Regions from separate parts of the Homo sapiens genome. Here region 1 is linked to region 2. A link is a loop called in an ENCODE intact Hi-C map of the cell type or tissue named here. Cell type or tissue: mammary epithelial cell. All regions are shown on one strand. Links, peaks and the distances in the headings refer to the core of each region. The heading gives the core; the rest is flanking DNA.

The links. Peaks named below come from ENCODE experiments on the same cell type or tissue, not always from the same donor. Only the 100,000 strongest peaks of a DNase experiment are listed, where the experiment ranks them.
Region 1: it touches region 2 in a loop (2.8-fold over the local background); 2 of 110 quality-filtered maps call a loop at or near these places.

Annotation. Positions count from the first base shown.
Region 1 is chr11:74,875,117-74,880,116 of GRCh38, reverse strand. All of the region lies in intron 10 of XRRA1 (X-ray radiation resistance associated 1), which reads left to right. Among named protein-coding and RNA genes, the nearest start is that of XRRA1, 71 kb to the left of the region's middle. In mammary epithelial cell, for the core only: a CTCF peak has its summit at 2,763 (motif pointing right); no DNase peak of the experiment used is centred there.
Region 2 is chr11:74,629,836-74,638,201 of GRCh38, reverse strand. It overlaps POLD3 (DNA polymerase delta 3, accessory subunit), which reads right to left. Exons shown (of 12, transcript NM_006591.3): 10 at 3,507-3,619; 11 at 1,927-2,005. Among named protein-coding and RNA genes, the nearest start is that of POLD3, 41 kb to the right of the region's middle. In mammary epithelial cell, for the core only: a CTCF peak has its summit at 3,388 (motif pointing left); DNase peaks (open chromatin) are centred at 3,521 and 6,361; H3K27ac peaks cover 1,469 bases.

The DNA.
Region 1 (5,000 bases), core at 1-5,000, 240 kb before region 2:
CTTACCAACCAAAAAGAGTCCAGGACCAGATGGATTCACAGCCGAATTCTACCAGAGGTACAAGGAGGAACTAGTACCATTCCTTCTGAAACTATTCCAATCAATAGAAAAAGAGGGAATCCTCCCTAACTCATTTTATGAGGCCAGCATCATTCTGATACCAAAGCCAGGCAGAGACACAGCAAAAAAAGAGAATTTTAGACCCATATCTTTGATGAACATTGATGCAAAAATCCTCAATAAAATACTGACAAAACGAATCCAGCAGCACATCAAAAAGCTTATCCACCATGATCAAGTGGGCTTCATCCCTGGGATGCAAGGCTGGTTCAATATACGCAAATCAATAAATGTAATCCAGCATATAAACAGAGCCAAAGACAAAAACCACATGATTATCTCAACAGATGCAGAAAAAGCCTTTGACAAAATTCAACAACCCTCCATGCTAAAAACTCTCAGTAAATTAGGTATTGATGGGACGTATTTCAAAATAATAAGAGCTATCTATGACAAACCCACAGCCAATATCATACTGAATGGGCAGAAACTGGAAGCATTCCCTTTGAAAACTGGCACAAGACAGGGATGCCCTCTCTCACCACTCCTATTCAACACAGTGTTGGAAGTTCTGGCCAGGGCAATTAGGCAGGAGAAGGAAATAAAGGGTATTCAATTAGGAAAAGAGGAAGTCAAATTGTCCCTCTTTGCAGACAACATAATTGTATATCTAGAAAACCCCATTGTCTCAGCCCAAAATCTCCTTAAGCTGATAAGCAACTTCAGCAAAGTCTCAGGATACAAAGTCAATGTACAAAAATCACAAGCATTCTTATACACCAACAACAGACAAACAGAGAGCCAAATCATGAGTGAACTCCCATTCACAATTGCTTCAAAGAGAATAAAATACCTAGGAATCCAACTTACAAGGGATGTGAAGGACCTCTCCAAGGAGAACTACAAACCACTGCTCAAGGAAATAAAAGAGGATACAAACAAATGGAAGAACATTCCATGCTCATGGGTAGGAAGAATCAATATCGTGAAAATGGCCATACTGCCCAAGGTAATTTACAGATTCAATGCCATCCCCATCAAGCTACCAATGACTTTCTTCACAGAATTGGAAAAAACTACTTTAAAGTTCATATGGAACCAAAAAAGAACCCACATCGCCAAGTCAATCCTAAGCCAAAAGAACAAAGCTGGAGGCATCACACTACCTGACTTCAAACTATACTATAAGGCTACAGTAACCAAAACAGCATGGTACTGGTACCAAAACAGAGATATAGACCAATGGAACAGAACAGAGCCCTCAGAAATAATGCCGCATATCTACAACTATCTGATCTTTGACAAACCTGAGAAAAACAAGCAATGGGGAAAGGATTCCCTATTTAATAAATGGTGCTGGGAAAACTGGCTAGCCATATGTAGAAAGCTGAAACTGGATCCCTTCCTTACACCTTATACAAAAATCAATTCAAGATGGATTAAAGACTTAAACGTTAGACCTAAAACCATAAAAACCCTAGAAGAAAACCTAGGCATTACCATTCAGGACACAGGCAGGGGCAAGGACTTCATGTCTAAAACACCAAAAGCAATGGCAACAAAAGCCAAAACTGACAAATGGGATCTGATTAAACTAAAGAGCTTCTGCACAGCAAAAGAAACTACCATCAGAGTGAACAGGCAACCTACAAAATGGGAGAAAATTTTCACAACCTACTCCTCTGACAAAGGGCTAATATCCAGAATCTACAATGAACTCAAACAAATTTACAAGAAAAAAACAAACAACCCCATCAAAAAGTGGGCAAAGGATATGAACAGACACTTCTCAAAAGAAGACATTTATGCAGCCAAAAAACACATGAAAAAATGCTCATCATCACTGGCCATCAGAGAAATGCAAATCAAAACCACAATGAGATACCATCTCATACCAGTTAGAATGGCAATCATTAAAAAGTCAGGAAACAACAGGTGCTGGAGAGGATGTGGAGAAATAGGAACACTTTTACACTGTTGGTGGGACTGTAAACTAGTTCAACCATTGTGGAAGTCAGTGTGGTGATTCCTCAGGGATCTAGAACTGGAAATACCATTTGACCCAGCCATCCCATTACTGGGTATATACCCAAAGGATTATAAATCATGCTGCTATAAAGACACATGCACACGTATGTTTATTGCAGCATTATTCACAATAGCAAAGACTTGGAACCAACCCAAATGTCCAACAATGATAGACTGGATTAAGAAAATGTGGCACATAAACACCATAGAATACTATGCAGCCATAAAAAATGATGAGTTCATGTCCTTTGTAGGGACATGGATGAAATTGGAAATCATCATTCTCAGTAAACTATCGCAAGAACAGAAAACCAAACACCGCATATTCTCACTCATAGGTGGGAATTGAACAATGAGATCACATGGACACAGGAAGGGGAATATCACACTCTGGGGACTGTTGTGGGGTGGGGGGAGGGGGGAGGGATAGCATCGGGAGATATACCTAATGCTAGATGACAAGTTAGTGGGTGCAGCGCACCAGCATGGCACATGTATACATATGTAACTAACCTGCACAATGTGCACATGTACCCTAAAACTTAAAGTATAATAAAATAAAAAATAAAAAAAAAGAATCCCATTATTAGTGGGAGTACTATAGGCTATAACCATGACAGTAGAGTTTGATACCTGATAGCCATTTGATGGGTTGTAATACTAGTTGCCTCCACCAGATGTCGCTGTACTTTACCAGAAGTGTAATATAAAAGCAACATTTTTCTTTGAAAAAAAACATATATTCCCCCTTGACTTGCCATTAGAAGATAATTGTAGGCCTGGGCTATCTTTTATGACTTGTGATGTGATTGGGAGGAACACATTATTGGGTGGCTAGAGTAACTTTAGTGTTAACCTTGGCTAAATCTTTCCTGTAATTATTAATCCTGTTGTAAAAATTAGGCAGAATATTACAGCAATTAGAATATTCCATCCAGAATTCTACATTGCAGGTACCACAGTATATAGTCCTACTGCAAATAGCAGAGTAAGTATAACAATTTACACAAGGGTGGTGTAGTAGATAATTTCCATCTTAAATTTTACTCACCAAGAATTTCCCTTTGGGAGTCTATGAAGTTACAACTGTAATCTCATGGATAATCAAAATCTTCCCACAAGTATGCATCAAAAAGAAGTTCTAGTATCTCACAGCGAATCTCGAGAGGAAAAGTAGAAATAACTGAAAGTATCTGATAAGGTAGGAGTGGGACTGAGTAGGATGAATAGCCCTTACTCATTTACTTATCTTTTATGATTTTCAGCTTAAGATCTCCTATTTCTTCACATGGATATCCAGGACATTCCTCTGGGCTGTCTGGGGTTGCTCTCTCTCTCAGGTTTCCAGGCTTTGACTTGAGTGATGCATCCAGGAGTCCATTCCTGTGACTTTTATCGCTGAGGGGTTGAAAGAACAGTGTAGGGCCCTTCCTAACTTGGGCTTAGGTAGGGAGACAGAGGGCAGAGTCTTTATTAATACCACATATCCTGGGTTAAATAATGATGGTCCTATTTTGGGGGGTTGGGCTTCTGCTAGTTGTGTTAATTCCTGTTGGAAGTGAGCTAGGGAGGTTACATGCTTAACCAATTTAGAGGTGTCTTGGTCTAATAGAAAGTCACTTGTAAGGAAAGGCTGTTAATACAGCATTTAAAACGGGGTCAGACCTAACTTTGAAGGGGTATTTCTTACCCACAGTAAAGCCATGGGAAGAAGAGTGACCCAAGGAAGGTTAGTTTCTTGGAACAGTTTTCTGAGATGTCTTTTGATAATATCGTTTGTCTTCTCTACCTTTCCTGAGGACTGGGGTCTCCAAGCACAATGGAGATGATACTGTATGCCTAGTGCCTTTGTGACCCCTTATGTGACAGCTGTCTTAAGCAAGGGGCCATTGTGACCTTGAAGGCACTTAGGTAGACTAAAGTGGGGAGTTATTTCATTAAGTAACAAACACTTTTATTACCTTGGAGGCCTTTTCTGTACAGCATGGAAATGCTTCTATCCAGTTAGTGAAAGTATCTACCCATACCAGGATGTATTGGATGTCCTTCTTCTTTGGCACGTGGGTGAAGTCTATCTGCCAGTCCTTCCCTGGATGGCTTCCCATCCTTTAGGTTTGAGGAGGAAGGAGATGCCTGTTAAGGGGATTATTATTATTTTGAGACACAGTTTCACTCTGTTGCTCAGGCTTCAGTGTAGTGGTGTGATCTCAGCTCACTGCAACCTCCACCTCCTGTGTTAAAGCAATTATCGTGCCTCAGCCTCCCAAGTAACCGGGATTACAGGCGTGCACCACCACATCTGGTTAATTTCTTTGTATTATTAGTAGAGATGGGGTTTTGCAATGTTGGCCAGGCTGGTCTCGAACTCCTGATGTCAAGTGATCCACCCGCCAAAGTGCTGGGATTACAGGTGTGAGCCACCGTGCCCAGCCAAAGGGATTATTTTTAAGACAGACTTCACAAGCACTAACAAGCTGCTTGACTGTTATTAAGTTCTCTCCTGAAAAATCTCTGGGCACACTGATAAGTTTTATCCTTTCCCAAGTGAAAAGCTTGATGAAGGATCTTAAGGACTTTCCACTGGCGGGAGGCTGGCAAGTGGAGTTTGCCGTCCTCTTACTGTAGCCATCCTGAGAGCTGAAAAGTATACCCTTGAGAAGTGGCCCACTCTGCCTCTGCAGGGGAGTACTGAGACTTAATTTCTCTTATGGAGCCTTCCCAGATTAGAGGGGGCTTCAGGTGCATTGAGGCCCTGAGGCTGACTTGCTGCTGACTTGGCTGCCTCATCAGCTAACTTGTTTCCTTAGGCTACTTCATCTGCTCCCTTCTGATGTCCTACAATGCATCACTGCTACCTCTCGTGGAAGGAAAACTGAGGATAATAACTTGTTAATTTCCTGATGGTATTTTAT
Region 2 (8,366 bases), core at 1,449-6,448:
TATAGGGCCTTTATTTTAGCTGAACAACATGCCACTTTTCTGGGTTGCCATTAAAAAAAGGCAAACAAACCTGGTTTTCGTGGGTAACATCAGATTTCTTTTCCACTTAACTGCTTTGCTCTTAGAAACCCATTCCCTTGTCCAGAAGTCTACTCCAAACTTATCTCAGGGGCCCAACTACCCAATTTCTGCTGCAAAGTCACAAAGAGAGAAAGATGAGCTTTCTAAACCCATAGAACAAATCTGATCCAGCACAGGACAGGGCAAGCCCCCTATGCTGGTACATTTGGAACAGTCTGAGCAGAGAGAGGAAAGCAGAACTCCTTTGTTGGTAACCAAAGCCAAGATTCATTAGGTTGAGCTTGGACCAAAAACCTTTAAAAAAAAAAAAAAAAGTGCAATGTGAGCACAGTTTTCACTGCTGCATCCAAGGCTCTTAACAGTCCTGTCTGGAGACAGGAGTGCAAAAAAGTCCACATCACACACCTGGCCAAAACTCGAGTACTATATTTTAAACAAAGCAATAAATAATTACCCACAAATTCCCAATGAACTCTCACTCTCACAAAGACGTTTGACTTTTTTCTTTTGGGGCAGAAAGAGGAGGAAAAAACTGGCACCAATGTTTTTGTCCTCTTAAATTTAAAAAATGCACTGTTGAATTAAGAAATTCAACAGTAAACACATATATTATCACCCATGGCCAAACCAAGAGGCTTGAAAATGGCAACTATTAAAAGACTGAAAGCCAAAAAAAAAAAAAAAAGGAAGAAAAAGAAAAAAAAAAACCCATTCAAAGTCCAGAATTCACAGGTTCACAAGAAATTTGGCACTGAAAAGACAGAATTTCCACACGTAAAGAATTTTACTCCCCAATCACATGTTACAATTAAAATGGCAGAGGCCTTTTCAGAGGACTGGGAGGTGGGGAATAGTGGGACAGGGAGCACAGATGACAAAATGTCTTCACTAGTTTTAAGAACCTGGAAAGGTTGATTCTTCAGAGCCAATCTTTTCAAAACAAGTCTGAACTAGGAAAAAAAAAAATCAGTAACAGGGAAAATAATCTTCTCTGAAGATCCAAGCTGTAGCAGGTGCCACAAAAGGCAAAATGACAACCATGGGCTATCCAACTAACAAAGGTAAGAGCCTAAACCCACAACTCTTTTCAAACACAAAAATACAGTACCAGGATCTGAGCATCCCATCAAACCTCAAGTGCTAAATCTTAAAAGCTCCACAGAAGTCTAGTGTGATTATGGAAAGGGTAGAAGAAGCTAAAACATGGCTGAAGAACTAGCCAATGACTCAAAGCCTGAACTCTAATTCCTCCCTAGGCCTTCATAACAAGCACATGCTTTTACCTAACATGGCTTACAAATAGGAAACATAAAGGAAGCAATCTCGATGAGTCATACCCTTCTGAAGAACAAATGGAACCAAATACCAAAGATGACTCTTGATTACAGTCTAATCATCTGTAGCTTCTTTTCCACTGTTCAAATTTATAAAAACAAATATTCTAGAAAAAAAAAAGCTTCTCAATGTCTATGATAACATCTTAAGCCCATACTGTGGTTTCCATCTTGTTTTTGGATATATTTATGCCACCTGAATCTTCATAACTGCACATTTAGGCAAAATAGATATTCCATAGATAAGAAACTCTTCACCAGGGACGACATAACTTTTAGCCAAGATCTCAGTGCTTATTTTTATAGTCTATGACCTAAACAAGAACCTAGGTGTTCTGACTTACACTCTGCTACACAAAGTGTATGCCATAGACAAACAGCATCAGTACCACTTGGGCATGATTCACATGTAAATTAAAGTTTGAGATGTACCTGTTCTAAAAGGGATTATGGTGCCTCTGTGGTAATAAGAGATTCTATCTCTGGATTTGGAGCCAAATATTTGTCTTACCTATGCAGCCTTCCCCATCCAGGTAAGTTTTAGATTTTAGTACGCGTTTTCGTTTTCTTTTGTTTTCTCCACTTGAGCTCTAAAAGGTCAGAGGATACAATGTTAAGCTGGATCAATTATGTTATACAGAAAAATAACAAAAGCTTTTAAATCTATACTAATCACTCTCCAATACTCCATTATGATAAAAAGTTGAAAGAGAAACTCTACATTAGTTTTAGAGAACCAACCCCATCACACAGACAAGTTACGCCCACTATATACACAGGCTTGATACTTCATTGTTCATAAGAAGGAAAGTAGCATGCTGAAGAAAGAACTGTGTTCTGTTCATTCAGTCAATAAACTATTGTTGGGTAGTGCAGGCAGCATGGTTAAAAAGACATATAGGATAAGGACCTTAGTGGAGGAGAGAGAGAAGGAAAGCAGACCACTGCAATACAGTGTAGTGAGGGCTGAGACAGATATTATGGGAGTACACAGGGATGGCCCCTAAACCACACCAGGGATTTCTGTGGCATATGCCCTTGCTGTAGATACTTGCTATGTCAGCCTTCACATTTCTTGTCTTCTTTTTTTGTTTGTTTGTTTTTTAGAGACAAGTTCTGGCTCTGTTGCCCAGGCTGGAATGCAGAAGTGCAATCATAACTCACTGCAACAGTCCAACTCCTGGGCTCAAATGATCATCCTACCTCAGCCTCCCAAGTAGCTGAAACTAAAAGGCATGTGCCACCATGCCCAGATATTTTTAAAGTAGAGACAAAGTCTCCCTGTGTTGCCCAGGTCTCAAACTCCTGGACTCAGGCATTCTGCCCACCTCAGCCTTCCAAAGTGCTGGGATTACAGGTGTGAGCCAACACGCCTGGCCAGCCTTGACACTTCAACATTATAGCTATCTAATTTAGTCTCAAAATAGGTATTACTAGTATCAACTTCCTTTTATCTCCACTGGTCTCTTTCGTCCCATTTTCTCTTCAGCTAATGAGGAAATCAGCGTAAGATTTAAATGATGGTCTTAACACAATGAATTAAGAAAAACTAACAGCCACAAAGGAAAAAAAAATTGTCAGCGACTATTTTTTCAACTCTTCATTATCTACACTAATAGGTGTAGATAAGATGCAGCTGAAGAGCGTTCAAAGCTATATTTCCCCTTTGGTTGACAGTTTTCCCATCCAGCCCTTTTCCAGAATTGCTTCTGAAGAGCAACAAACGTGTGTTAAGTTGTTTGTTCCCCTCTGTCTTTCACGTGTTGCTCTGATGCAGGGGGGATCTCTTTTTACACCATTCTAACAGGAGCTGTACAGCACAGCAGAGATGCTGAAGGTCATGAAAACAGAACAGCTCCCAGGTTCCACCTCTGCAACGTTCCTGAGACTATACCCACTAGCAAAATCTCCCTTCAGGTAAGAATGGAGGGAACGCCCATTCTGTACAACCTGTAGGACAGCAGAATGAGACAAGAGCCATCTACTGGCATTTGTGAAGTATACAGCAAGGGAACTAATTTAGCATAGTGGTTGTAGGTCCTTAAGACACAAAGGATGCATGGACATGCAAGAATCCCAGTATAATTTTACCTTGACAGAAGGAGGTTCAGGCTCAGTCTTTGGCACTGGTTCAAGAGGTGGAGACGGAGGAGGAGGTGGGGATGGTGACTCAGCTTCATAAGCCCCAGGAGAGTCTGGAAAGACTGAAATAATGAAACGGACTTAGATCAGAGAACTACAAGCACTATCTGGTATAAAGCCTTCTCCATTGGTTCTCTAAATTGACATGTCCAGCAAAGGGGATTTAGCAAGCAGTAATTCATGACAACCAAGAACTCTGTAGTTATATAGTTATCTTTAAAATACATATTTTATTAATTTTATACAAATAAAATCAGAGAATCAAGAATTATTACAGCCGGAAGTATCTTAGCTAAATATTTTCTTTTATAGCTAGTCAGGTTATGAAGTTGGTTTACAAATATCCACTTATCGCCTTTCATATGCCATGTATTTCACTTTATTCTTACAACAACTCTAAGAGACAGATTTTCTTATTTGCACATTACAGTAAATAGAGGTTCAGAGGGGTTCCTAAACTTGCCAAGGTCACACAGCTTATAACTGAGACAGGAGGTTTTAAGCCTAAGTCAATCCAATTCTACAGCCTTGCTATTCCAACTATCCCATGCCGCCTTACCATTGAGGACAAGACATTATCTCTCAAGATCTATGTGGAGATAATCCTCAGGTTATAACAAATGTTCCATGCCAGAGTCTTTCACTGTGACCTAAGGGTTACTTTTAATCACCTGAGATGTTTCTTAGACTGAAAATTTCCAGCTGATGTTAACAGTATAAACTTGGAGGTGGGTGAAGTCATCTTTTAAACAATTATCATTATTTAAGCTCTGACAACTAGGACCTACTTAATATTTTGCATATTTCTAGTGACTGCTTCACTGATAAGGTTTGTTCTGCTACAGTGAGGTTAACAGGAAAGAACACTTTTAGGAAAAAAATACTGCTGTGGAAGTGGCATCACCCAAGAAATGAGCACCACCAGAGGGATCCCATCATTTCTCAACAATTGCAGAATTGGTGGTCTTAGTAAACAGCCCATGAGAGGGGAAGTAAAAATCCTCAACTGACCTATTACTCAATCACCACAAAGAAAGTGCTGGTCAGGGGACCGGGTAGCGACTTAGCCTCACCTGCTCCCTGAATCTCCTGGCTGTATTCAAATTCTTAACACAAGTCTTGGATCTGAAATTCTCCCAACTGATTAGGTCAGTGTTAAAAATTATGACAGTGAAGAGTTCAAGGCCAAATGGCCTAAAGAGGTGAAGCAGAACAAGAGCCAGAAAGAACAATAAATTACACACTTTAAGTATAAAATGGGCCCCAAAAACTTTATAAGCTCTGGGAAACAAGAGAGAGAAACATAAAAGGAAAGCGGTCCGGCTATTAGCCAGCTCTGGGAGGCTAGAACATGATGGGAGCTCAGGCAAGAGAAAAGTCAAACCCCAGAAGCAAGCCTCCATTGTTCTGAAGGAACAGCTATGAAGAAAGCTGGGCCACAATGGTAGATGTGTTATAATGGGAGGAGGAAAATTTAGGCAATGAGGAAGCCAAAGGAATTTTGAGACTCACAGTAATAAACTTAGGCGTTCTTATTCTATTTCCAGTTCTGAAACCAGTTGACTTAACCAAAGAAAACAATCCTAGTGACACCCTCTAAGACCTCTCTCACAGCACTGTAGGCAAATGTTTATCTAGATCCCCACTCTAGACTCTAAGCTCCAAAAAGGCAGAGACACCACGATTTCCCTGGCATAAACATAGAGTAACTGTGTGTGTGTGTGTGTGTGTGTGTGTGTGTGTGTGTGTGTGTGTGTGTGTGTGTGTATTTACTTAAATAAAGGAAAACCACCACTTTCTGAACTAAATTTGGGATGAGGAACATCCAGGTCAAGGAAGACAACATATATCTCTCTCTTCCTTCCACACACTCCCTGAGAGAAACACTGTTGATAATAAATGAGTAAAACATTATAACTCCCCCAAACAGGGAAGAGAATAGTAGAGTCAAGAGTCCTTAATGATTAAGAAATTTCAACAAATCCATGGAAGGTGGAAGGCAGATGGGAGAAAGTTGACAAAAGAAGCATCAGTCAAATTAGATGAGCCAGAGAGTAGAGATTATCATCTATCATAAAACTTCTATTTTTATCTGACTTTTAAAATTGTAAATATCTACTGCTTTGTTTAAACGTGCCGCCATTCATGTACTAGAATATATGTCTGTCTGCCTTAGTCTTTACCAAGCCAAACATCCCCACTCAATACATTTTTACTGACACAGACATAAAGAATGTCCAATGCACTGGTGTATTTTAAACAGATTTGTAGCCAATCTGCAGCTCTTCAAGCAAAAGGTAAGTAATGAAATATCACTTATTCCAGGAAAGCAACCTTTGTTGGGACAGAATAAAAACTGCAATGAAACTAATTTCAGAGATCCAGTGTGTCAAAGAGTTCTCTGGCAGAGACAGGTAATTAGAATTCCTGGAAACCATTCACAGCTTCCTAGGACTATTTTTTAAAAATACCTACCTTTACCTAAAAATGGGGATCATTTGCTTAACATTCTCCATAAGCAACTTGCAAGGACTGAAAATATTAGCAAAGACTTAACTATATCAGTTAAAACTACATTTCTCCTAGCAATGTAGATGTTATTCTTAATGTTATTTCTTTCTGGGTCTGGCCTTTTTTTTTGCTTTAAAAAGAGAGTATATAGTACTACAGGTGCTTATGACCCCGCAGGGGTAAAAGAGAAAGGAACAGTCCCTTGGGTAGAAAGTTACAAACAGAAGTGGAGGGGAATTTTCTGAAAAAATTGAAGGTACTTGCAAGTATGGGCACCTCAGCAGGAAGAGTAGAGTGAGTAATAAGAAAACTATCTGAACTTGTTTCCAGACACAGGTAAAAGAAAAAAACAGGACGGGCGCAGTGGCTCACGCCTGTAATTCCAGCACTTTGAGAGGCCGAGGCGGGTGGATCACGGGGTCAGGAGTTCAAGACCAGCGTGGCCAACATGGTGAAACCCCATCTCTACTAAAAATACAAAAATTAGCTGGGCGTGGTAGTAGGCACCTGTAATCCTGGCTACTCAGGAGGCTGAGGCAGAGAATCGCTTGAACCCGGGAGACGGAGGTTGCAGTGAGCCGAGATCGCATCGCACCACTGCACTCCAGCCTGGGCGACAGAGCAAGACTCCGTCTCAAAAAAAAAAAAAAAAAAAAGACAAGACAAAACAAAAGAAAACCATGTACCAAGCACTGTCTTGGCACTTCTGACACATCATCTTATTTCATGTTCATAAAAAGCCTATACCATCTGTGATAAAAATCCCCATTTTAGAGATGCAAAAACAAGGAATTAAACAAGTTAACTAATCTGCTTAAAGTCACACAATAAGTGGTCAAGGTAAAATTTAAACCCAGGTCTGCCTGACTCCAAAGTTCTTGTATTTTCTCTACTCCTGCTGTTCCTTTTCTAACTTCTGGCTGAAGACAGCATATTGAACTAATATGACATATTCAGTGTAACAGAAATAAAGCAATAATAAGTTAAAGACTGTGTAAAGGTTGAAAATAAAATCCCACTGGCTTTGATACAAAGATGAAATTTAAGAATAAAATGTCAGAGGTTTATAAATTTAGTCAGATGCCAAAAATTATCTTTGCCAGAGGAAAAAAATCTAAGAGCTTCTGCTCTATATCATCTGTTATTATAGGCTGTGTACCTCTATTGCATTTCTTCACATTCCTTTCAAAACTAAATAACCCCACTCACATTTCTAATCACCCAACAGTATTATTTTTGTAGGCTACAGATCAGAACTATAGGGAATATTTCAGAAGGATATAATGAGTGCTCAACCAACCATAGTCATTCCTTAACTTAGAACTGACTCCTTTACTAATACTAGAGTATCTAGTTGATAGCTTCAAAGACCTTTCCAAAATCTTCCCAAGGTCTTTTACTGATTGGAAATAGGGAAGACTGTTCCAATTAGCACCTATTCCTACATTTACTTCCTAATTATTTTCCCATGTGTCTACATGGAGTTGTTCCTTTCAGCAGCCTTGGCCAAAGCATTTTGATAAATGACAATGGAATGAAAATACAGCATTTGCCTCTCTGGGATGCTCACGTGTCTTACTCCTACCCATTCTAAAGAGCCACTAAAACCCACGGAAGGACATTGTACCTCTCACAGGATATCACAGGCTGTAATTCTAAACACATAGCATGAATGGTAGAATCTAAATCCACAGAAGTGTCAAAGATGCTACACCTTTATCACAGATTCAGCTTCCTGCTACTATTTCTTGGGTCTGTTCATTTCTTTTGCATTACTGTCAACTGTATATATAATTTGTTTTTTTTTCACTCACTTGTATAGTTGAGCTAATATCCTTTTTTCGGAAGCCTCTCTTACCATTTTCAATTCCTCTTAGAGTAGTTTCTGGAAAAAGCAGAATCTTACAAGTTTCAGAATCTTACAAGTTTGTCCTTTGATAGCTCAGTAGGTTCCTTTTTTGCATTCATTATTCTTCTTTACTCTCCCTTTTAGTATCTGTTCGTGTTTGTCTCTGTATCTTTATGTGATGCTGAAATCCTTTGGACTAGATTTCCCCTCATTACTTAAAATGTTTTATACCCATTATGCCATGAATTCATGGACAATTGATTAGAGCAGTTCAAACTTTTCACCACTGTGTCTCAAAGTGGGCTTTTCAAGGTAGAGTCGTCCAGCATATCAGTTCAACCCATTTAACTTTCTTTTTAGCCTCCTTCTTTTTCTATATACTTTATACAATTTGGGGCAAGATCTTGGCTCTTCAAAATACTTGATATTTTTTTAAAAGCATATTAATG